Linked DNA regions of Homo sapiens: regions 2 and 3 are each linked to region 1. Evidence: chromatin contacts called from ENCODE Hi-C or POLR2A ChIA-PET data. All regions are on one chromosome and are shown on one strand. Each heading gives the region's core, a stretch centred on a gene start or an enhancer-like site at or near the end of the contact. The rest is flanking DNA. Distances are from core to core; before and after follow the strand shown.

Region 1 (4,076 bases), core at 1,023-3,522:
GTATGTTTCATGATGGGTAGTCTATAAGATTTGCAAAGGTTGGAATGATGTTTAGACAGAGCTCCTGGTATTGAATGGAAGGAGCTTCTAGTGCTCTGTAAACCATGGGTAGAACACTGTTCTTTATCTCATTGGGAGGGGTTTTGGTTAGTAGCAAATCCATTTTTTGTAGGAAAATTAACAAAATCTGGATTGGCTCCTGCTGCTTAAACACAGGGCCAAGTTCAGGTGGAATTAATGTGACATATTCTTCTTTGGTGCATTCCTCAACGATCAGTAGAACACTGGGCAAAACAAAAGGTACCATGTCAGGGTTTACAAATTCTGAAGTCAAATCAAAATTCTCTGTACAATGACATGCTTGGGCAGTAGAACCTTTGGCAGTCCGTTGAAAAACTGTGATTTCTGAAGATTATCTCTTTGGAATAAGGTATCAAAATATTGCAGTGTTACTGCACCAACATCATCAAAGAAGGGAATCTTTGTCATTTGATCTGCATCTGGTCTTACAGTTGGAGTTACATTTAACAGTAGCCTTACATGTTCACGAACTTCCTCAGGTATATTTATAAGTGAACTAGATCCTAAATAACTCAACTGATCCAACTGCCTACTGAAACTCTTATAAATGTCTTGCTTATTGCCTTCAAATATATGTTTCCTTTTATTAAATACAGCATACATAACAGTTCCTAAAGAATATATATCACTGACTGTTTCACAGCTCACATAAAGTATGTATTCAGGAGGCAAATATTCAGGATTTGGAAGACACAATGAAGGTAAATTTGGGTCCCATTCTTTACAAGGAAATTTAGGCTCTTGTTCAGAAGGATTGGTTGATGATACACAACAATCAAAACCCATTATTTTCCAGGCTCCACTTTTATTCAAAATTGTATTTTCAGGAGTAATATTTCCATGTACCATTTTCACACTGCTATGCAAGAATGACAATCCTTTAGAAACCTGAAGCAAACCACATTTGGTTTCTACATCATAAAGTTTATAATCCTTAATGTCTGGAGATATAGGGAAAGGGAGATTTTCCCAGTTACCAAGAACACTGGCTAAACTGGCAAAAAACTGGTTCTGTACACAACACCAAGCAATCCCTGGATTCTTCTAAAGAATGCTGGACAGTAAGAAGTCGAGGGTGTTGAAGTCGAGTTAAGTGTTGGACTCCTCATTTTAGAGAATCAATTATTTGATCCTTTTCAAATTTTTGATATTTGTCAATCATTTTTTATCAAAGACAAAAACAGCCACTGCTTTGTTGACTTTTTTGTGCCATTAAAAATCTTCCAAGCTAGCCCACTGCCACCACTGGCAATGTGCTGACCAACATCAAATTCTCTAGTGACAGGATTTCTCATTACAGCACTAGTGACATCAGCTGTTACTTCTGTAACAGTACTCTTCAATTTATTAAACATGGACTCCATGGCTGCAATATTGGGTAGTTATAGTTACCTTTTCCCTCTCCTTCCAGGAGGGGCAGAACTGGGCCTCTTTTTCCCCACCCCCCTAAACACAGGCTGTTCCTGCTCTGCCTTCACACGTGGCAGCTGGAGGAGGGAAAGGGATAGGGAGGGGAGGGATTGGGGACGAAGACTAAGGGAGGGGGGAAAAGACTGAAAGACCTATTGTCAGCTATTTTTATTACTGTATTACTATTGAGTTTTTACACCTAGAGATCAAATCAAGACTGCTAAAATAAGGTTGCTATAGTATCTAAATAATTACAGAGTATTAAAGGTAGAAGACACTTTCGGAAACCATCCAATCCTGCCTCCTAGATAAGGAAACTGAGACTTAAAGATGGGTAACTTGCCGAGGACACTAGAACCACCAGACCTGGGTCTCGACTTCCTATCCAGCACTGTACCCATTCTTGTTGCTATCTGCCATTTACAGGACAAAGGCTGACAACTTGTCCTAGAAAGCAAGTTCCTACACATCATGTCTCCAACATACAGTATTAGTCCTACATATCTCCTAATTCCTCCAGGTGTCTAATCTACTTATTGTCCTATTTTTCACTCTTAATATTAGAAAGATCATGGGTTTTGGCATCAGACGTAGCTTCTGAATCTGACTCCTCTACTAATTGTTAGACACACGATTCATCCTTTCAGAGCCTTAATTTCTCTCATTTGTAAAATAAAGATCATTTATCACACACAACAGTAGTAAGAAGTAACTAAAATAAGCAATTAAGGCACCCAGGGTATCTGGCAGATCACAGGTACTCACTGAATACTATTTACATCACTACTCTCTCACTTGCACACCTATAACACCCCCACCCCCATCTCTGAACAAACTGAGCTTTTGTGTTTTTATGTATCTGCCACTATCTTCCTGTTCCCAGTACTGCCCATCATTTAACACCTCCCAAACTTAGCTGTTTACAAAAAAGGAGAGTTATTTCTGTTAACATGCTTAAAATACTAGGGCTTAAAATAGCGAAAGTACAGGATGTCATATCAACCCTCTCACTTTTAAAGAGATGTGGTATTTCCTTTGTGGGTAGTATAATGAAACATGCTCTAGCTCTGGCAAAGAACAACAAAGTACTGGTTAAGAAAACAAATCCTTAAGAGAGTAAATTCCTACGACTTGACCTTGACTTCACAATGACATTTTAATAAGTTTAATAAAAGGAGGCTGGCAATATCAGACATCCCTATTCACCCAGAAGGAGAAGCAGTGGCTTGATCACCACAATGAGATAGAGATGAGGCAGATTTAAAACCTTAAATATGGTTCTAAATAAGCTCTCAATCCTTACAGATCTCTTAAATAGGAGACCTGAACATATATCCAAATTCTATTATTACAAGTTCCATGTGATTATCCAAATTTTTCCTGCCACACATATATTACATAGAGATTGTCATTTTAATACTCAGGAAGAGAAGTTGACTATAAATACATGCAGAGCTAAAAACAGACTATTAGGTATTCAACGGTATAGTGGAGATGAAGAACAAAAGTGACATTCATTACAAGAGATACTAGTCCCTAGCATCTCTTCTAGACTAGAATAATTCCCTACTTCCAAAATGTAATATTAAAAATAAGTGTACAATCCAGGCTTAGTAGATTAAGCTAAATATTCTTTAGACTAGCTCTTCCACCTTGCTTCCATATTCTGATAATGTTCCATTTATTACTCTTGCCCAGGCTTGACAACTCCTTCTCTACCATTTTATCCTCCAAATGTCTCCTTCATGTCCATTTTTTCCCAGTCATGCCTACCGGTAAGATAATTAAATCAGTGCTAGAATCAAGCACACTAGAGCTTGGTCTAGAGTATGATCTGTAGACCTACAGATGAAAAACAAGCCTCAAAGGGTTAACCTTATCAGCAAATAACTTAAAGTCTTGCCAAAATAAATTTTAACACTTTTCCAAGGAAGACAACAAAACCTAAACACCTAACAATGTAACATTCATAATATTCACCAGTCCATACAAAATTACTAGATATGCAAAAATAAACAAAATGTAATCCATAACCAGGAGGGAAATGAGTCAACAGAAACAGACCCGTCATGACAGAAATAACAGAATTAATAAGCAGCAATTTTTTATATCCTCTATTTTTAATATGCTCAAAGATTTAAGGGGAAAATATGAACGTAATGGAAAGAGAAACAGAAGATATGCCTGCATTTTAAAAACCCAAATAGAACTAGAGTACAGTATCTAAAATGAAAGACTCACTAGATAAGATAAACAGATTAGATATTCTCCAGAAGAAAAGAACAGTAAACTTGAAGGCATAGCAATAGAAATTATCTAAAATGAAGCACAGAGAAAAAAAGATTGGGGGGAGAAAACTGAACAGAACATCAGTGGCTGTGTCATATCAAGCAGTCTGAAGTCCCAGAAGAAAGAAGAGGCAGAAACAGAAAAAATATTTGAAAAAATGGTGGCCGAAGTCTTCCAAGTTTAATTAATACAGTAAGTCTATAGTTCAAAGAATCTCAACTCCATGCAGTATAAATACAAAGAAAACCACATCAAAGCAAAATTGCTAAAAACCAGTGATAAAGAAGAAAATCCTA
Region 2 (4,076 bases), core at 775-3,274, 230 kb before region 1:
CACTCTTTATGGTCAGTTGGGGCCCCCTCCTCACTCTGCTGCAGCATTCTAGGGTCAGGGCCCCACCTTCCCTGGAACTGGGGTAGTGAGTAACCCAGCCTGCTGTGCTCCGGCCCCCCTTTCCCAAGAAGGTTTTTTTTTTTTTTTTTTTTGAGAGAGTCTTTCTCTGTCGCCCAGGCTGGAGTGCAATGGCACGATTTTGGCTCACTGCAACCTCTGCCTCCCGGGTTCAAGCGATTCTCCAGCCTCAGCCTCCTAGTAGCTGGGATTACAGGCATGTGCCACCAAGCCTGGCGAATTTTATGTTTTTAGTTGAGATGTGGTTTCACCATGATGGCCAGGCTGGTCTTGAACTCCTGACCTCAAGCAATCTGCCCACCTCAGCCTCCCAAAGTGCTGGGATTACAGGTGTGAGCCACTGTGCCTGGCCAGGACTTGTCTTTTTCTTTTCTTTTTTTTTTTGAGAAGGAGTCTTGCTCTGTAGCCCAGGCTGGAGTGTGATGGCGTGATATCCGCTCACCGCAACCTCCACCTCCTGCCTTCAAGCGATTATCCTGCCTCAACCTCCCGAGCAGCTAGGATTACAGGTGTGTGCCACCACGCCCAGCTAATTTTTTGTATTTGTAGTAGAGACAGCGTTTCACCATCTTGGCCAAGCTGGTCTCGTGATCCGCCTGCCTCAGCCTCCCAAAGTGCTGGGATTACAGGCGGGAGCCACTGCACCTGGCCCCAGGACTTGTCTTTCTTAAGCACAGAAGTTCTCTGAATGATGCCTAGGACATGGAAAGGACATTTTAATACATTTGCTAATCAAAGCATCATAAATCTTGCTTTTTTTCCCCATAGATAAAACATCTTTCTAAGACTCTGTACCTCTTTCCAGAGTGCTGCACATTTGAGTTAGCTTAATTATAGTGTAGTGACTTTGATCCAAACTTGCTGGTTTAAATCTTGGCTCTTCCAGCCGCTCACTGTGTGACCTTGGGCAAATTAATTAACCTTTCTGTGCCTTAGTTTTCACATGTTAAAGCAGCAGTCATAGTAATAGTATTTATCTTACAGTGTTGTTGGGATGGTGAAATGAGTAAATATTTGTAAATGCCCTGGCACATGGTAGTTGCAATATTAGTGTGCAGTATTGTTTTTATGATTAGAAATAATGTCTTCAAAGTCTCACTTTCCTGCTGGTTTGAATGTGCTGTGAGAACACATACTGTCAGTTTTGCCTACCACAAATTTGTTGAGTCTCTTGCAGGTACCTCCAAATGGGCTTGTAATTCACCATCCCCACTTTTCTTTTTTTTTTCCTTTCTTTTTCTTTTTATTTCTTAATTTCTCCCACAAAGACTGAAAGTGAATCCCCACTTTTCTTTTATCTTTTAAAAATTTTATTTGTGGGCCGGGCACGGTGGCTCCATGCCTGTAATCCCAGCACTTTGGGAGGCCAAGGAGGGTGGATCACAAGCTCAGGAGTTCGAGACCAGCCTGGCCAACATGGTGAAACCTCGTCTCTACTAAAAATACAAAAAATTAGCCGGGCGTGGTGGCGCATGCTTGTAATCCCAGCTACTCGGGAGGTTGAGGCAGGAGAATCACTTGAACACAGGAGGCAGAGGTTGCGGTAAGTGGAGATCGCTCCATTGTTTATTTGCATGTGGACATAAGAAAGGGTTAACATGGCCGACAACTATTTCATGAGCTTTTTGGCTTTATTTGAAAAGTGAAGTGTGTTTGGGGAAGGAGTTGGTTAGGAAAACAGATGCTTCCCTTTTTGACTTACCAAGGAAATGGAGATCCAAAGGAAAGCCTGAAGCACTTTGTGGCTTCCACGGGTTCGTTTCTAGGAAGCTTTTGCTTTACCTGGGGAAACCCCAAGCTCTACAGTGAGAAAGTTGTAAATTAGCCTTTAGGAGACGCTGTTTGTCAAAGTTATCTTAACCCTGGAAAAGGGGAGGGAAAAAGGCAGATAAGCAGTGATGACATCAGCAGGAAACTAGTATCAGGCTACCCAGTCCTGAAGATTCAGTTTTCACTTAAACAACCAGCAAGTCTTGAAGTCTCTTCCCAAGCAAATGGGAGCTTCTTTGGACCTTGGAGCACACAGAGGATTCTACTTTCTTTAAAACTTTGTTTTCAGGCAATTTCCCTGAGAACCGTTTACTTCCAGAAGATTGGTGGAGCTTGATCTGAAGGTATGTAATTAACAACCCTTCTTACTCCAGAGTCTCATGCTTGAATCTTTTCCTTTGCTTCATGGCTTCGTGTTGTAGAAACTTGCAAAAACTTGTCAGCAATGGCACTATTTTTTCTTAGATTTCTTTGTCATGCCTGGGAAAACAAAAGTTAAAAAATCCGGAAGCCTCCAACATAGCCTTTTACCGGGGCAGAAATATGTTAGCTCACAGAGACAAAGTTTGGTAGACTCACTAAAACTAGAGATCAGAATTGTCAAGAAACCACAAGGCAAATGCTAGATGCGGTAGAATAGAAAGGTGTCTCCAATAAACCACTCATTTGACCTCAGGGCTAGTAGCAGGGAAGATCCCCTGGATTATCACATTAAAAATGACATTTTTTTGTTTCTTTTAACACCAAAAGTAATGTGTATGCTCACATATGCATAAAATTTGAGAAATTCAATTGGAAGCCCAGAAGGAAATTTGTATTATCTATAGTTATGTCACCTCGATATAACCACTGTTTGTTATGGAGGTTTTGATTTTTGCTGTGTCTTCCTTCCTTTATTTATTTATTTATTTATTTATTTATTTATCTATTTATTTATTTGAGACGGAGTCTCCCTCTTTCACCCTCCAGCACTCAAGCTGGAGTGCAGTGGCACAATCTTGGCTTACTGCAACTTCCGCCTCCCAGGTTCAAGCAATCCTCCCATCTCAGCTTCCTATGAAGCTGGGACCACAGGCATACACCACCAAGCCCAGCTAATTTTTGTATTTTTTGTAGAGACGGGGTTTCACCGTGTTGCCCAGGCTTGTCCCGAATTCCTGGCCTCACAGTGATCCACCTGCCTCAGTCTCCTGAAGTGCTTCTCTGATTATAATGAAATTTAGTATGTAGAATACCATAGTTTATAGACTAGTCAGATGGAAACATTGACTCATGTAATTTTTATCTTCCTTCGCTGATTTGAGCAACTCTTGTCTAAAATCACCCTTTCCTTCTGAGGTCTAGGAGGTTTTTTTGTTGTTGTTTTGTTTTGTTTTTGAGGCAGGGTCTTGCTCTGTCACCCAGGGTGGAGTGCAGTGGCACAATCATGGCTCACTGGAACCTCCATCCCCGGGGCTCAAATGATCCTTCTGCTTCAGCCCTCTGAGTAGTTGGGACCACAGGCGTGCACCACCATGCCTGGCTAATTTTTGTATTTTTTGTAGAGATGGGGTTTTACCACGTTGCCCAGTCTGGTCTTGAACTCCTGGCCTCAAGTGATCCACCCGCCTTGGCCTCCCAAAGTGCTGGGATTATAGGCGTAAGCCATGACACCCCACCTGTTCCTTCCTTTATAAAGTATTTTCTTGTTTCTAAAAATAGCCAAGTTCTGCATATTGACTACATACCTCAAGTGCTTATAGAATAAATAGTATTACAATGAAAATTTTATCACTGCATTGCTCCTCTGATTATGATGAAATTTAGTATAGAGAATAGCATAGTTTATAAACTGATCAGATGGAAACATTGACTCATGTAATTTGTTTTTTTTTAGTGAAAACAAGTTTATTAGAGAAGTAAAGAAACAAAAGAATGGCTACTCCATAGACAGAGCAGCCGACTCATGTAATTTTTAACTTCCTACACTGATTTGAGCAACTCTTGTCTAAAACCACCCTTTCCTCCTGAGGTCTAGGATATTTTATTTATTTATTTTTCTTTTTGAAACAGGGTCTCACTCTGTCACCCAGGGTGAAGTGCAGTGGCATGATCATGGCTCACTGCAACCTGTGCTCCCCAGGCTCAAATGATCCTTCCATCCTCGGCCTCCTGAGTAGTTGGGACCACAGGCATGTGCCACCATGCCCTGATAATTTTTTGTATTTTTAGTAGAGACCAGGTCTCGC
Region 3 (4,076 bases), core at 895-3,394, 150 kb before region 1:
TGTTGCCAAGGTGGCCTCTTCAACAGGAAACCACAATATTTTTGTTTCTTGACTTGCTCTAGAAACAGGGCTGTGGGGGTGGGGAAGCAACTTGGATCTGCCCTTCTGAGGACACCTCTGGGTGCTGCCTGGCCCAGGTCTCCTGTGTGGTTTCTCTCTGAGCCGTTGCCTCTGACTTTGCTACTTTTTCACTCTGAGCAGTCTCCAGTTCCTCTGCTACCTTTTTGTCCTCCAAGCTTCCCTGCCGCCTCGAATGCAGATACACGGTCTCCCTCCTGTGGACCCGTTTGGAGAGTCCAGAAGACTTTATCAATCCACTTTTTTTTCTTTTTCATTTGGCCCTGGGGCCGACGGTTAAGTACTTTATTCTGTCATTCTGTCGAATCACGATGCCCTGAGGTGCACAGCCCCTTCCCCCTCTTCCGTGTCTGAAGGGTTTCCTTTTATCTCTCCACCCCCACCCTTGCCCTCCTGCCCTCTCTCTTGTTCCCCAAAGACAGTTCTCTAATGTTTTGATGTGGATTCGTGAATTTATCTGTATCTTTGCAAAATGTATTTTTCTTTTGTATGTGTACACTGTTTTTTAACTATGCGATCTCAGGCAAGTAATTCCTCTGTGCCTCTGTTATCTCATCATTAAATGATTAATAATGCCTCCAGAGGTGACTGTGAGGCTTGAAGGAGATAATACGCATACATCACTTACTACACGAGTTAGCAATTATTATTGCATATTAATACTATTGGTATTTTATTTTGCTCATTCTGTTTCTATTTCTTTTTTATTTATTTATTTTTTGAGACAAAGTCTTGCTCTGTCACCCAGGCTGCAGTGCAGTGGTGCAATCACGGCTCACTGCAGCCTCAACATCCTGGGATCAAGCAATTTTCCCATCTCAGCCTTCAGATTAGCTGGGACCACAGGCGCGTGCTACCACACCTGGCTAATTAAAAAATTTTTCTTCATAGAGATGGTGTCTCATTTTGTTGCCCAGGCTGGTCTCAAACTCCTATGCTCAAGGGATCCTCCCACCTTGGCCTCTCAAAGTGCTAGGATTACATGCATGAGCCACGGTGGCCATCCAGGCATTGATATTATGAGGCCATCTTGACCTAGCCCTCTCTGGTGAAGAGTCCTTTTCAGATACTTCGTTCAGTCTTCTCAGCTATGAGTCCCTACCCTCTGAAAGCTTATATTCTATTTGGGGAAAGACAAAAGGCAGTTTCAAAGAAGAGAGGTGTTTGATTTTCTTTTCCTACTTTTAATATCAGAAAACATTTCATCTAACTCTCAGTATGAAGGCAATATTTTGTTTACTGGTATATCCCTAGAGCCCAACATGGTGAGGGCCCCAGGATTTGCTTCTTTGATAAGATGGTAAACCCAGCTTTCAGCTAACTTCATGGTTTCCTCAGCTACACTCATATACAAGGATCACCTTTGGTAAGATGGACTTACCATCTTACCAAAGAGTTTTTGCATTTTAGAGTTTTTTCTTTTTAGATTTTTTTCATTTTAGAATTTTTTTATTTCAGAGTTTTTTCTTTTTAGAGGTTTTTCATTTTAGAGTTTTTTCTTTTTAGAGTTTTTTTTTTTTTTTAATTTTAGAGTATTTTAGGCTGCTGAGGGTGGAATCTGGTGACCTTGGGGCCACAGAGATGCTCCTTGGCTAAACCAGGGGCTTTAGCTCTGAAAGTTCACAGCCACCCTGAGAACCAAGATGAGAGGGCTCTGCAGTGTCCAATCTCAAGACCTCTCTGAGGTGCTCCATCAAGATTCATTGAATGAAAAAATTAAAGTCTTAATGATGAACCCAGAAAAATCTTTAAATCCTAAATATGAAATGAAAGTGTTCTTAGTTACAATCCAGTCCAACGTCCTTGTTTTGGAATGTGGAAATGAGGCCCCAAAGGTAAAATGGCCCATCCAAAGTCACAGCCAGGGGCCAGTGCTCAGGTGGCCAGGTGCCCTGCGTGCGGTCTCCTGGACCACCAGGCCTTTTTCCTGCAGCTTTAGAAGCTTTAGAAGGCACTCTGCTCACTCAGGGGCAAGTGGTAAGCGCTCTTTCCCCTCTAGTGTTTGTGACTCAGGAGTTTCGAAACAGGAAGTAGAGCTGGCTGGCTGTGCCCTTCCGTCCTTCATTAGACGTTTGCTCTTGTCTTAGATGCTCAGATGGTAGTGGATAGGCCTGTGACGAAGGTGCTACCATCGTGAGAGTAAGGTAAGGATTTGCCTCTTTGTTAAGGTCAGAGGGGCCTTTTGGGAGGAAGGCCTTTGATTCTGGAGTTTTCTAGGCTGCTGAGAGTGAGATCGGGTGGCCCTGGGGCCATGGAGGTGATCCTCGTATGTGAGTGTGGATGGGGAAACCATGAAGTTAGTGTAAGAGGTAGCAGTCCCTCTGAGAGCCTTGCCGAGGGCCGTGCAGTTTCCAGATCTGAAGGCCATTCTAGCTTAGACTGATGAAGTCCTAGGAGCTTCTGAAATGCTGCAAGTTTAACTACTTGTATAAAGGCCTCATCCTGATCCCAGTCAAACTTGTGAAATAATAGAAGCCAAAATTTAAATCTCTACTGACTTTGCTGCTACAGCTATCCTCCCACCAACACACATACCCACCAACATACACACTTGCCAACATAAACGCACACACACATACACACAAACACACCCATGTGGTCCTACTAATTCAATTATTTATTTTTTAAAGAAATTAAAAAAGACTGGGCGTGGTGGCTCTCGCCTGTCATCCCAGCACTTTGGGAGGTCGAGGCGGTGGTTCACCTGAGGTCGGGAGTTTGAGACCAGCTTGACCAACATGAAGAAACCCCGTCTCTACTAAAAATACAAAATTAGCCGGGCATGATGGCGCATGCCTGTAATCCCAGCTACTCGGGAGGCTGAGGCAGGAGAATCGCTTGAACCTGGGAGGTGGAAGTTGTGGTGAGCCGAGATCGTGCCACTGCACTCCAGCCTGGGCAACAAGAGCGAAACTCCGTCTCAAAAAAAAAAAAAAAAAAAAATTAAAAAGATACAGAACAGTTCAAAAAACAATATAATGGGAAGACTAGATAGACACAATCAGAGACCTGCACTTGTGGGGTTAAGAATTTACAGGTGAAGTTGCAAGTTTCATTCTGTTTGAAAATGATGGGATTATATGTTTTGCTGAGGTTTGGACACCTTTGCTGGGTTGTTTGAATGCCGTGGCTGCAGCGCCCTGTTATGGACATCATGTGCGTGCAGAATGGATGTCTGTCAGGTTCCGGGGCAGCCCGCAGTCTGAGGCAGCCAGCCTGGATTGGAGGGAGTGGCAATACTACCTGCCGGTTAGGGGTTTGGGCCTGAGAGCGAGTGGCTTTCAGGTTCTCTCAAGCTTCGGATGAGATGCAGGTTTCTGCTTCCGATGGCAAATGCATGTTTTGCTTTTTAGTTATCACTGCAAGAGCTAGGATGCTGCTAGAATATTACTGGAATGATTGTGATGAGATGGAATGTATTTACAGTTTAATTGTGACATGTAATACAGTGGTAGAATGGGACTCTGGAATGAGATGCTGGGGCCTAGATTCTAGCACTTCCTTTGTGAGGCTCTAACCCCCTCTCCTATAGTGGATTTGTTAAGAACTTCTGTTTTTGTGGCTTTGTTATTATAAAATTTTTTGAAATGTTGTTCTCTAAAAAAGTTATGATTTTATGTTTTTCTTCATGAGATTCTTTCACTGCCTTCCAGCTGCAAGTAGAATGACGTCTAAATCTTTGTGATCTGTCACTGAAGCCCTTGAGTGAGACACTTAAATCTGGCTGTGGCTCTCTCTCTTACTAGCTTATTTCCAAGCCGTGATTTTTCACAACAGAAAAATGGGGACAGTAATAGTAGTTTCTTCAGAGGCTTTTAGTGAAATGAGGTTAAAAAATATTTTTATGTTTATATGGATATATAGATTACAAACATTTATATATCATTTATTTATATGATTATTATAAACACATATTTATATTTAAATACTTTGGGGCATAAATATATAAAATAATAAATATACTTATGTAATACAAATAGACTTATATACATTTACTA

What was found. Hi-C counts contacts between places; a loop is a spot of excess contacts on that map. ChIA-PET counts read pairs that join two places held with the same protein, here RNA polymerase II (POLR2A). Pooled maps may share reads with other maps.
Region 2: a loop to region 1 is called in a pooled map, with 3 times the contacts of the local background. The contact joins the promoter of CASP10 here to the enhancer-like site in region 1. A Hi-C loop is called at or near these places in 7 of 50 pooled maps. POLR2A ChIA-PET finds 5 or more read pairs at or near these places in 2 of 52 experiments (activated T-cell and common myeloid progenitor, CD34-positive).
Region 3: a pooled map shows a loop between it and region 1 (4-fold over the local background). The contact joins the promoter of CASP8 here to the enhancer-like site in region 1. A Hi-C loop is called at or near these places in 1 of 37 single-sample maps with no recorded cell type and 10 of 50 pooled maps. POLR2A ChIA-PET finds 5 or more read pairs at or near these places in 4 of 52 experiments (activated CD4-positive, alpha-beta memory T cell, activated CD8-positive, alpha-beta T cell, activated CD8-positive, alpha-beta memory T cell and 1 more).

What each region holds. Positions count from the first base shown.
Region 1 is chr2:201,411,864-201,415,939 of GRCh38, forward strand. The region is part of intron 2 of TRAK2 (trafficking kinesin protein 2); the gene reads right to left. It also overlaps the pseudogene SCYL2P1. Among named protein-coding and RNA genes, the nearest start is that of TRAK2, 38 kb to the right of the region's middle. Within about 2 kb of position 2,273, at least 5 of the 41 ENCODE cell types and tissues checked have a DNase peak (open chromatin) inside an H3K27ac peak, as active enhancers do.
Region 2 is chr2:201,181,117-201,185,192 of GRCh38, forward strand. CASP10 (caspase 10) reads left to right here and starts at 2,025. Exons shown (of 10, transcript NM_032977.4): 1 at 2,025-2,192.
Region 3 is chr2:201,258,392-201,262,467 of GRCh38, forward strand. CASP8 (caspase 8) reads left to right here and starts at 2,145. Exons shown (of 9, transcript NM_001372051.1): 1 at 2,145-2,222. RefSeq lists enhancers at 1-9, 30-449.